Regions from separate parts of the Homo sapiens genome. Here all the other regions are linked to region 1. Evidence: chromatin contacts called from ENCODE Hi-C or POLR2A ChIA-PET data. All regions are on one chromosome and are shown on one strand. Each heading gives the region's core, a stretch centred on a gene start or an enhancer-like site at or near the end of the contact. The rest is flanking DNA. Distances are from core to core; before and after follow the strand shown. Region 1 holds the start of PIM2 (Pim-2 proto-oncogene, serine/threonine kinase). Region 2 holds the start of PRICKLE3 (prickle planar cell polarity protein 3). Region 3 holds the start of EBP (EBP cholestenol delta-isomerase).

Region 1 (2,700 bases), core at 182-2,681:
ATGGGGTGGATGTCCGTTTGTGTTCCTGCAACAGATTCTGGGTAGCTATTTCTGGACAGTTTGTTCCATTGATAAACTGCATGTGTCATGGTGTATGTATGTCTGTGTCTGAACAGGTCTATCCATGTCTGTTTTTGTGACACTGCCACAAAATGTGATTCTATCACATCAGTACATGTCTGCCTTCAGAGCAGTGCATGTGTGTCCCTGGAGCATCTGTGCATCTTCCTGTGACAGACTCTGCGTCTCTCATTTCTGGGACAGTACAAGTCTTGCTGTGACAGTGCATATCTGATGGTGACAGTGTGTTTGTGACAAGTTCTGCCAGTGTGACGGGACATTTCTGTGTCATCACATGGCAAATGTAGGTCTGCGTGAGTGCCTTTCTGTAACAGTGTATCTCTGGGTGTCATTCTAGGACATAACTATTTTTCTGACAGTGTGCTTGCCTGAAAGTGTATGTCAGTCTCTGGCTGCATGTGTATCTAGGTCGTTTCTGTGAATGTGTCTGACAGTATGTGTTTGTGTATATCTTGGCATTCATGTGTCTTTGGAGTGCATTTTTCTTCCTGGGGTGTGGCGCCTTTTCTGGCTGTTTTTCACAAATTTGTGTCTGAGAGTTGCCACTTCTCTAGCAGCCTCTATCATGTCTCTCAGTCCTTGCCTCTCTCAACTCCAAGAGCAGCCCCATGCCACCACCACTCTGGGCTCACCCCCATCCCCCAAGAACCACCCCCTGCTGTTCTAGATTCTAGACTTGCTGACTGGGCCCAGGGCTCAGGGTTAAAAGCTCCAATAAACACTCACCAGGCAATGCTGCCTTTGACCAATGCACACCCGTGGCGTTGATGGTAGGGGTTCCCCCTCCCTGGCTACCAGATATTTCCAGGGCCCTGGCCTCAGCTTTCCAGTGAAGGCCGCCAGTCGCCTGGAGGACTCCGGTGAAGGAGTCCGACAAGCACCTTTCGAGACGGAGTCTTGGATAGCCACAAGCGCGAATTCTTAGAAGCCCGGCCTGGCGCTATCTCTGTGCTAATATCCAGGCAGCGGCGGCAAACCAACTTCCCAGGAAAGGATACTGCGCAGTTATTTTTTAAGTGTAAATACACACACACACCGCCACCACTACCAACAACAACCCCGCGCAACAACCAAAACAAGCGCGGTGCTGCAAAGGGATTCCCAGAACCGGTTTCCTCTTGGTGTGAGCCCCACCTCAAGCCCCCTCATTTACATGCAGGCCCCGCCTCCTCGGAAGAACCGAGCGTGTATTTGCATAAGGGGGCCCTTGAAACGATGAGGGTGGTATGCAAATAAGAACTGGCTCCGATTGGCTGTGGTACAGCAGGTGCCGCGTCCGGATTGATCAAAGCCAGGTGGGCGGGGCTGTCGCCCAGGGTGACTCTCCCGGGAGGCGCGTGCCCAGGCTCAGTAGCATTGGGGCTGGCGCGCGCGGCGAATCTCAACGCTGCGCCGTCTGCGGGCGCTTCCGGGCCACCAGTTTCTCTGCTTTCCACCCTGGCGCCCCCCAGCCCTGGCTCCCCAGCTGCGCTGCCCCGGGCGTCCACGCCCTGCGGGCTTAGCGGGTTCAGTGGGCTCAATCTGCGCAGCGCCACCTCCATGTTGACCAAGCCTCTACAGGGGCCTCCCGCGCCCCCCGGGACCCCCACGCCGCCGCCAGGTGAGTACATCCTCCCCTACTGCAACCAGACGGGGTGGGCTGGAATGATGGGTTGCAGCGCGGGGGGAGGGAGTCGTGGCTGGGCTCAGCACGCCGCCACCCTGACTTCCTCGCCTCCGCCTGCGTAGGAGGCAAGGATCGGGAAGCGTTCGAGGCCGAGTATCGACTCGGCCCCCTCCTGGGTAAGGGGGGCTTTGGCACCGTCTTCGCAGGACACCGCCTCACAGATCGACTCCAGGTATCCGTCATGAGGGTCTTGGGAGGGTCAGGTGCGTGTGGCGGGGGCGGGGGTCCTGGCCCTGGAATGCTGGTTGACCGAGGAGTGAGCCTGCAGAGTGTGTAGAGGACCAGGTGTGTGTGTGTGTGTGTCCGTGTCCGTGTCCGAGGAGTGAGCCTGCAGTGTGTGTAGAGGGCCAGGTGTGTGTGCGTGCGCGTGTGTGTGTCGGTCTAGGAGGTTATGGGCGGGGGGGGGGGGCAGGGGGCTTCAGATTCCGGAGTTCCTTGACCCCGGGGTCCAGGCTGTGTATGTGTGGGAAAGCAGGGACCTAGATGTGAGATTTGTGGGACTTTTGGAGGTAGGTGTCCAGTGTGGAGTCATGCGGACCAGGACCCTGGTACAGAGTTGGGGTGTCGTAGAGCTAAATAGGAAGATTGTGGGCCTGGGGTATCAGGAAATCTAGAACTCAGGACTTGGAGTGATGAGTCCTGATGCCTGAGAACGGAGAGCCCAGGGCTAAGGAAGGTGGGAGAGATAAACTTGGTTCCGAGGACCTGGAGGGCAGGGGAGACGCCCTGGTACGCGTTCTGTGGGGTGCTGTGGTTGGGGACCAGAAAGACTAGAGTGCTGGTAGATGGAGGAATACTGGAGGTAGGCAGAAGGTCTAGACTGGGAGGGGTCTGGGGATCACCTGCTGGCCTCCTTATCACGGCCTTCTTCTCCAGGTGGCCATCAAAGTGATTCCCCGGAATCGTGTGCTGGGCTGGTCCCCCTTGGTGAGTACCTTCGGAGCCCTTCCTAA
Region 2 (2,700 bases), core at 201-2,700, 270 kb before region 1:
ACCACCTAGTCTACCCGGCTCTGATTTCTCAGTGTGTCTTTTTCGGGCGCCGGGGAGGAGGTTGGCCGGGGGAGAAAGGAGGGAGAGGTGGTGAGAACAAGCTCCACCCGGACCCACCGACCGCAGTTCAGCTTGCTGCACCATTTCAGGCCCCTTCAAAAGTGTTAGGCAGAGCAGCATCCTCTGGGAAGCCTCTCCTGCCAATCACTCTGTCACTCTCTGAGTAGCCCTGCTCACCCTCCCACTACTGGCCACCAAATGCCCGGTCTTTCTAGGAGTTGGTTCTAATTCTGGTCCCTTAGCCAAGCCTCTTCCGAGCCCCTGTGGAACCCTCTCCTCAAATCCCCAAGGGGTCCGAATAGGAGGAAACCTCACATTGCCTGACCCCATCCCTAATCTTCAGACCCTACTGTCTCTCCTTTCCCTGCCTCCGCCCAGGCTGGAGAAATGGGAGACAGGTTAGGCAAGGAGGGGAGGTGGGGCGCCGGGGTGACTCCTTAGTTCATTAGTTATTCTCTTTTACCTCTCCACTCCACGGGAAGTGACAGGGACATGTGTAATGGGGGGCGGGGAGAGGTCCCCGGGGCCCGCGATGAAGGGCCTGGCCGCTGCAGTCTCCGTGCATAGAGACCCGGGCCGAGTTCTGACTGAGGCCATGGGACCCCCTCCCCCCAGCCCGGAGGCACAGCCAAGCCTGAGAGCGTGAAGGAGAGGCTCCCCGCCCTGGAACTGAGCTGGGGAAGGGGATAACTGGAGAGAGAAAAATGTGGGTGGGGGAGGGAAGGCTTTAAGATCTACTTCTCAAGACTTGGGGTGGGGGGACGGGGCTGGACAGCTAGGCTTATAAGGATGAGGGGAGAGAGGGGACGAGGGCTTTGGAACCTGGCCTCGCTGAGAGGGGAATGAGAAGGGAGGAGTGCGTATAAGATCTAGCTCTCTGGTGGCTAGGGCCAGGTTCCCAGGTTCCCAGCGAGCACCAGCTGGGGCTGCGGGTGAGGTTGGGGCCCATTGTTGCAGCATTCATCGGGGAGACCCTCGGAACCTCACCAGTGGGGAGGAGCCAAGAGGTGTCTTTAACCCCTCTCCCAAATAAGCATCCGAAATAAATCGACACAAAACGTCAACACAAGCACCCTAGCGCGCCACCCCTCTCAGTCCAGTTGGCCACCTCTGAGTCTCCCCATCCTCCACTACAGAACCTTCAAGCCCCAGGTCCCGTGAGAGGCCACGTGGCACGCCGGGATTCTGGGGGTCGTGCCTTGTGACGCCCCGCACCGGCCCGGAGCGGGAGGGCAGAGGCCTTTCCCGCGGGGCACTCCGGGCTACGTGCAGTTCACCTCTAGGCAGGGGGCGCCCTGGCAGCGGAGAGACCACATGCCCGGGGGCGGGCCCTGCGGGGCGCGCTCCTCCCACGAGGGTGTCAGGTTTACGGAACCGAGTTCCCAGGCCGGACGCGCGGTGGCCTGACGGTCGCAAGGATTACATTCGCCTGACCCGGCCCGGCTTGACCCTGCCCGGGCGCGCCATGTTCGCGCGTGGGTCCCGGAGGCGCCGCTCCGGGCGTGCGGTGAGCGGGAGTCAGGGCAGCGGTGGGGGTCGGGGGTAAACTGAGGCCCAGGCAAGGGGGCAATGGATAGGCATAGCGAATAGGTGCCCCACAGAGGATCTGGGAATCCCATCCCCTGCATTCCCAGACCTGGGGCTGGGGCTGCTGGAGGCGAATGGATGGAGGAAGGTGTAGATCTGGTGGCCCAAACCCCCTAATCACCTCTCCACACACTTTCATCAGCACTCCTGGGACCTGGTGGGGACCCCTCTCTTATGAATTGTGGGAGGGAATCCTGAGGGCCAGAGAACTGGGTCTTGAAGCCTTAGGTTGAGCAGGAACCTCCTGAGCTGCTGCTTTTTTTTTTTTTTTTTTTTTTTGAGACTGAATCTCTGTCACCCAGGCTGGAGTGCAGTGGCGCTATCTCCGCTCACTGCAACCTCCGCCTCCTGGGTTCAAGCGATTCTCCTGCTTCAGCCTCCCATGTACCTGGGATTACAGACGCCCGCCACCGCGCCCGCCTAATTTTTGTATTTTTAGTAGAGACAAGGTTTCACCATGTTGGCCAGGCTGGTCTCGAACTCCTGACCTCAGGTGATCCGCCCACCTCGGCCTCCCAAAGTGCTGGGATTATAGGCGTGAGCCACCGAGCCTGGCCGACCTCCTCAGCTTCTAAAGGACACAGTACCTTGGAGGAATGTGCACGGAGGGATGGAGTCCTACACTCCTGGGATGCCGAAATGCTGAGAGTCAAGAGACTGGGATTTGGGGGGACAAGGCTTCCAGGGTTCCGCCTGAGCAAGGGAGTTTTTGACTTCTTAGATAGGAGGTTCTTTCACTTCCTTTGGAGTGGGTCTCTGACCTGGGAATGTGGGGTCTGGGTTTGATGGTCCGGAGAAGGAATAAATAGCCCTAGGATGGGATGGGTAAAGGCCAAGGTTTCTTGGGATGGGGGTTTCTGAATGGAGCAGGGGCCTCCTGAGATCCTGGGGAGGGTCCCCAGTTCCTTGGGTATCAGGGCATGAGGCCAGGGTTTAGGGGAGGAGCTCCTGAGCTTCTGAAGAGAGGGGCAGGGTTCACGTGGGGATCTCAAGGAAGAATGCGGTCTCGTCTCCTACCCTGTGGAACTGGAGTGCTGCTGGCGGCGTAGATGG
Region 3 (2,700 bases), core at 201-2,700, 400 kb after region 1:
GACCATGACTAAAGGCCAGGCACCGTGGCAGGTAATTCCAGTGCTTTGGGAGGCTGATGCAGGAGCAGCACCTGAGGCCAGGAATTCAAGTCCGGCCTGGGCAACACAGCGAAACTGTCTCTAAAAAAATAAGAAAATCAGTCAGGTGTGGTGACAAAGGCCTGTAGTCCCAGCTAGTAGGTAGGCTGAGGCAGGAGGATCGCTTTGAGCCCAGGACTTCAAGGCTGAAGTGAGCAGTGACCACATCACTGCCCTCCAGTCTGAGACTCTGCCTCTAAAAAAGAAGGCCGGGCGCGGTGGCTCACGCCTGTAATCCCAGCACTTTGGGAGGCCAAGACGAGTGGACCACTTGAGCTCAGGAGTTCAAGACCAGCCCGGCCAACATGGCAAAACCCCGTCTCTACTAAAAATACAAAAATTAGCCAGGTGTGGTGGCGTGCGCCTGTAGTTACAGCTACTCAGGAGGCTGAGGCAGGAGAATCGCTTGAACCTGGGAGGCAGAGGCTGCAGTGAGCCGGGGTCATGCCACTGCACTCCAGCCTGGGCAACAGAGCGAGACTCTGTCTCAAAATAAAATAAAAAAGAAAAGAAAAAGAACATGACTGAAACACAAGGCCACAGAAAGGCTGAAAGCTTGTTCCAGCCCTTTAGAAGCCATATTATGATGTGGTAGAAACAGTCCCGGTCTCAGCCCTCGGGGGTCAAAGTCTGGTGGGAGGCACATGGGAACAACACCTGATCCCAGCCCTCCCTGGTCACAGTCTGGCGAGGGAGATACAGGACCAGGCCTGGTGTCTTCCTTCAAGGGTCACAAACTGCTCACGACCACCAAACCCAGTCCTGTGCTCCGGGGTCACGGTTTGGTAAGAGACACAGGAACCAGGCGTGGTCCAGTTGCACAGGTCAGCGTCTTAAACCGTTCAACAAAAAGCTATTCCCTCCCCCACGTAGTCCTGAAAACTGCAACTGGGGGACAGAGGAAAGAAAACGAATCAGAACTACAACCCTCGGTGCCAGCGTTTGGAAAGCCAGAGCCTCCCCGCGAGAGCGTGCAACGCCGTCAACCTGCAGGGAAGAGACGGATATTGAAAGGCCGGTGTCTGGCGTGCAGCGCTAGAACGGAACACAAAGCCGGTCAATCCGAACCAGAACCCTCCAGTCCCGCTGCCCAATGAGAAGACGGATCTTCTGTCCTCTGGACAACCGTGCGGTAGCTGGGGGTCTCGCGCAGGCGCAAAAGGGCGGTGGGGGGGGCGGGTGGCAAAGGGTCTCGCGCTGGCACGCCGAGGGCTGGCCGCGTAGCCGGGGAGAGCTGGGGGAGGGAGCAGGGGCCGGGTGGAGGGCACTCACCAAGGCGCGCGACGGCAGCGGCCTCCCACGCTGGCTCCGGGCTCTCTTTAGGCTGGGTCTCGCGCTCTGTCACATCCCTAGTTCGGGCTCATCCCCTAGTGGGTTCTCTTGCCTTACGGAGCGAGCCAATGGTGAAGCGAAGAAGGCGGCCCGTGCCGCTCCCAACCAATAGACACTCTCTTTGTACCTCTAGCCCCGCCCCCGCGCGTGGCGCCATTTTCACCTGAGTTAGGTTTGGGGTGGAGACTGGGACGCGCCAAGGTTAGTGGGCGTTTTGGATCCGTAGCCAATCTGCATCGAGTCCTGGCTTCAATTTCCCCATTCCCTTATCAGTCGATCAAAACGGGGACTCATTAAGGTCTGTACCCGCTTCTTCCGCTGGTGAAATTAGCGTTGCGTTGCATCCTTTCACCTCCGCCCTTTTCTAGGTAGAGTAACCCTTAGTATAATGCAACGAAACTGTTACAAGCAGATCACACGCTATACACTGCAACCACCCCCTCCCCAGCTCTTCAGTGCTCAGAACTCCTCAGTCCTAATAGCAGCGGTCATTCTCTCTTCTCCCGACCTCAAGTCAGAAGAACTAGTTAGAACCCAGGCCTCTCAGTCCTACTGACCAATTGGCATGAAGACCCTCAATCTCCATATGCCAGTTCTAAAAAGCCAATCAAACGCCTAACCACCAGTGGGCCCCCAGATGGAGCAATCAATCAGAATCCAGACCCATCCCAGACCTCCCATCCAATTAGAACCCACAACCCTCAGTCCTAAGGATAAATAGGCACCAACCCTTCATCTCTCTTGCTTTCTCTCCTCTGTGTCCCACTCAGAGCAACCAATCAGAATGGGGATCCTTCAGTTTTCCAGCCAATCAGGCCTCCCCCACATCCAACTATGCAATCTGTCCCTGCCCTGATCAAACCAAGCAGGACCAGGATCCTGCCATCTTCAGGCTCATCATCTAATCAATCATAAACTAACCATGAACCAATCACAGTCTGCTCTCTCTTCATGGTTTCCAGCTTCCAAACCTTTATCCATGCTGTGCTCCCTTCCTCACTCATTCCTATTCCCCTCTGAGCAGTGAAGAAGAAGCCTATTGAATATTTCCTACTTTTATTTGACAATAACAAATTGTATATAAAAAGGAAGAAGGAAGGCGGGGAGGCCCTGGATCTCCCCTTCTCTGTTTCCCCAAGCATCCCCCTCTAGGCCCCAGCAGGCACCACCCCCTTCCTGCCTTGTGGTGGGGTGGGGATTGACAGGCATGAAAATGGTGTGATTTTGTGTGTGTGTGTGTGTGTGTGTGTTGAGGTGTTGGGGGTCAAGGATGGAGGGGGTCAAGGAGTA

What was found. Hi-C counts contacts between places; a loop is a spot of excess contacts on that map. ChIA-PET counts read pairs that join two places held with the same protein, here RNA polymerase II (POLR2A). Pooled maps may share reads with other maps.
Region 2: a pooled map shows a loop between it and region 1 (4-fold over the local background). The contact joins the promoter of PRICKLE3 here to the promoter of PIM2 in region 1. A Hi-C loop is called at or near these places in 1 of 168 maps with a recorded cell type or tissue (B cell) and 9 of 50 pooled maps. POLR2A ChIA-PET finds 5 or more read pairs at or near these places in 2 of 52 experiments (HepG2 and PC-9).
Region 3: a pooled map shows a loop between it and region 1 (9-fold over the local background). The contact joins the promoter of EBP here to the promoter of PIM2 in region 1. A Hi-C loop is called at or near these places in 1 of 168 maps with a recorded cell type or tissue (ascending aorta), 5 of 37 single-sample maps with no recorded cell type and 11 of 50 pooled maps. POLR2A ChIA-PET finds 5 or more read pairs at or near these places in 2 of 52 experiments (Panc1 and activated T-cell).

Annotation. Positions count from the first base shown.
Region 1 is chrX:48,917,755-48,920,454 of GRCh38, reverse strand. It overlaps PIM2 (Pim-2 proto-oncogene, serine/threonine kinase), which reads left to right and starts at 1,431. Exons shown (of 6, transcript NM_006875.4): 1 at 1,431-1,681; 2 at 1,810-1,919; 3 at 2,624-2,674. The coding sequence starts at 1,621. RefSeq lists an enhancer at 75-134 and silencers at 1,185-1,424, 1,515-1,654.
Region 2 is chrX:49,185,123-49,187,822 of GRCh38, reverse strand. PRICKLE3 (prickle planar cell polarity protein 3) reads left to right here and starts at 1,450. Exons shown (of 9, transcript NM_006150.5): 1 at 1,450-1,567. The coding sequence starts at 1,526. It overlaps SYP (synaptophysin), which reads left to right. Exons shown (of 7, transcript NM_003179.3): 7 at 1-8. RefSeq lists a silencer at 1,328-1,457 and a cis regulatory region at 1,151-1,691.
Region 3 is chrX:48,520,558-48,523,257 of GRCh38, reverse strand. EBP (EBP cholestenol delta-isomerase) reads right to left here and starts at 1,450. Exons shown (of 5, transcript NM_006579.3): 1 at 1,351-1,450. PORCN (porcupine O-acyltransferase) reads right to left here. Exons shown (of 15, transcript NM_203475.3): 15 at 2,450-2,700. RefSeq lists silencers at 1,166-1,345, 1,406-1,635, 2,550-2,609.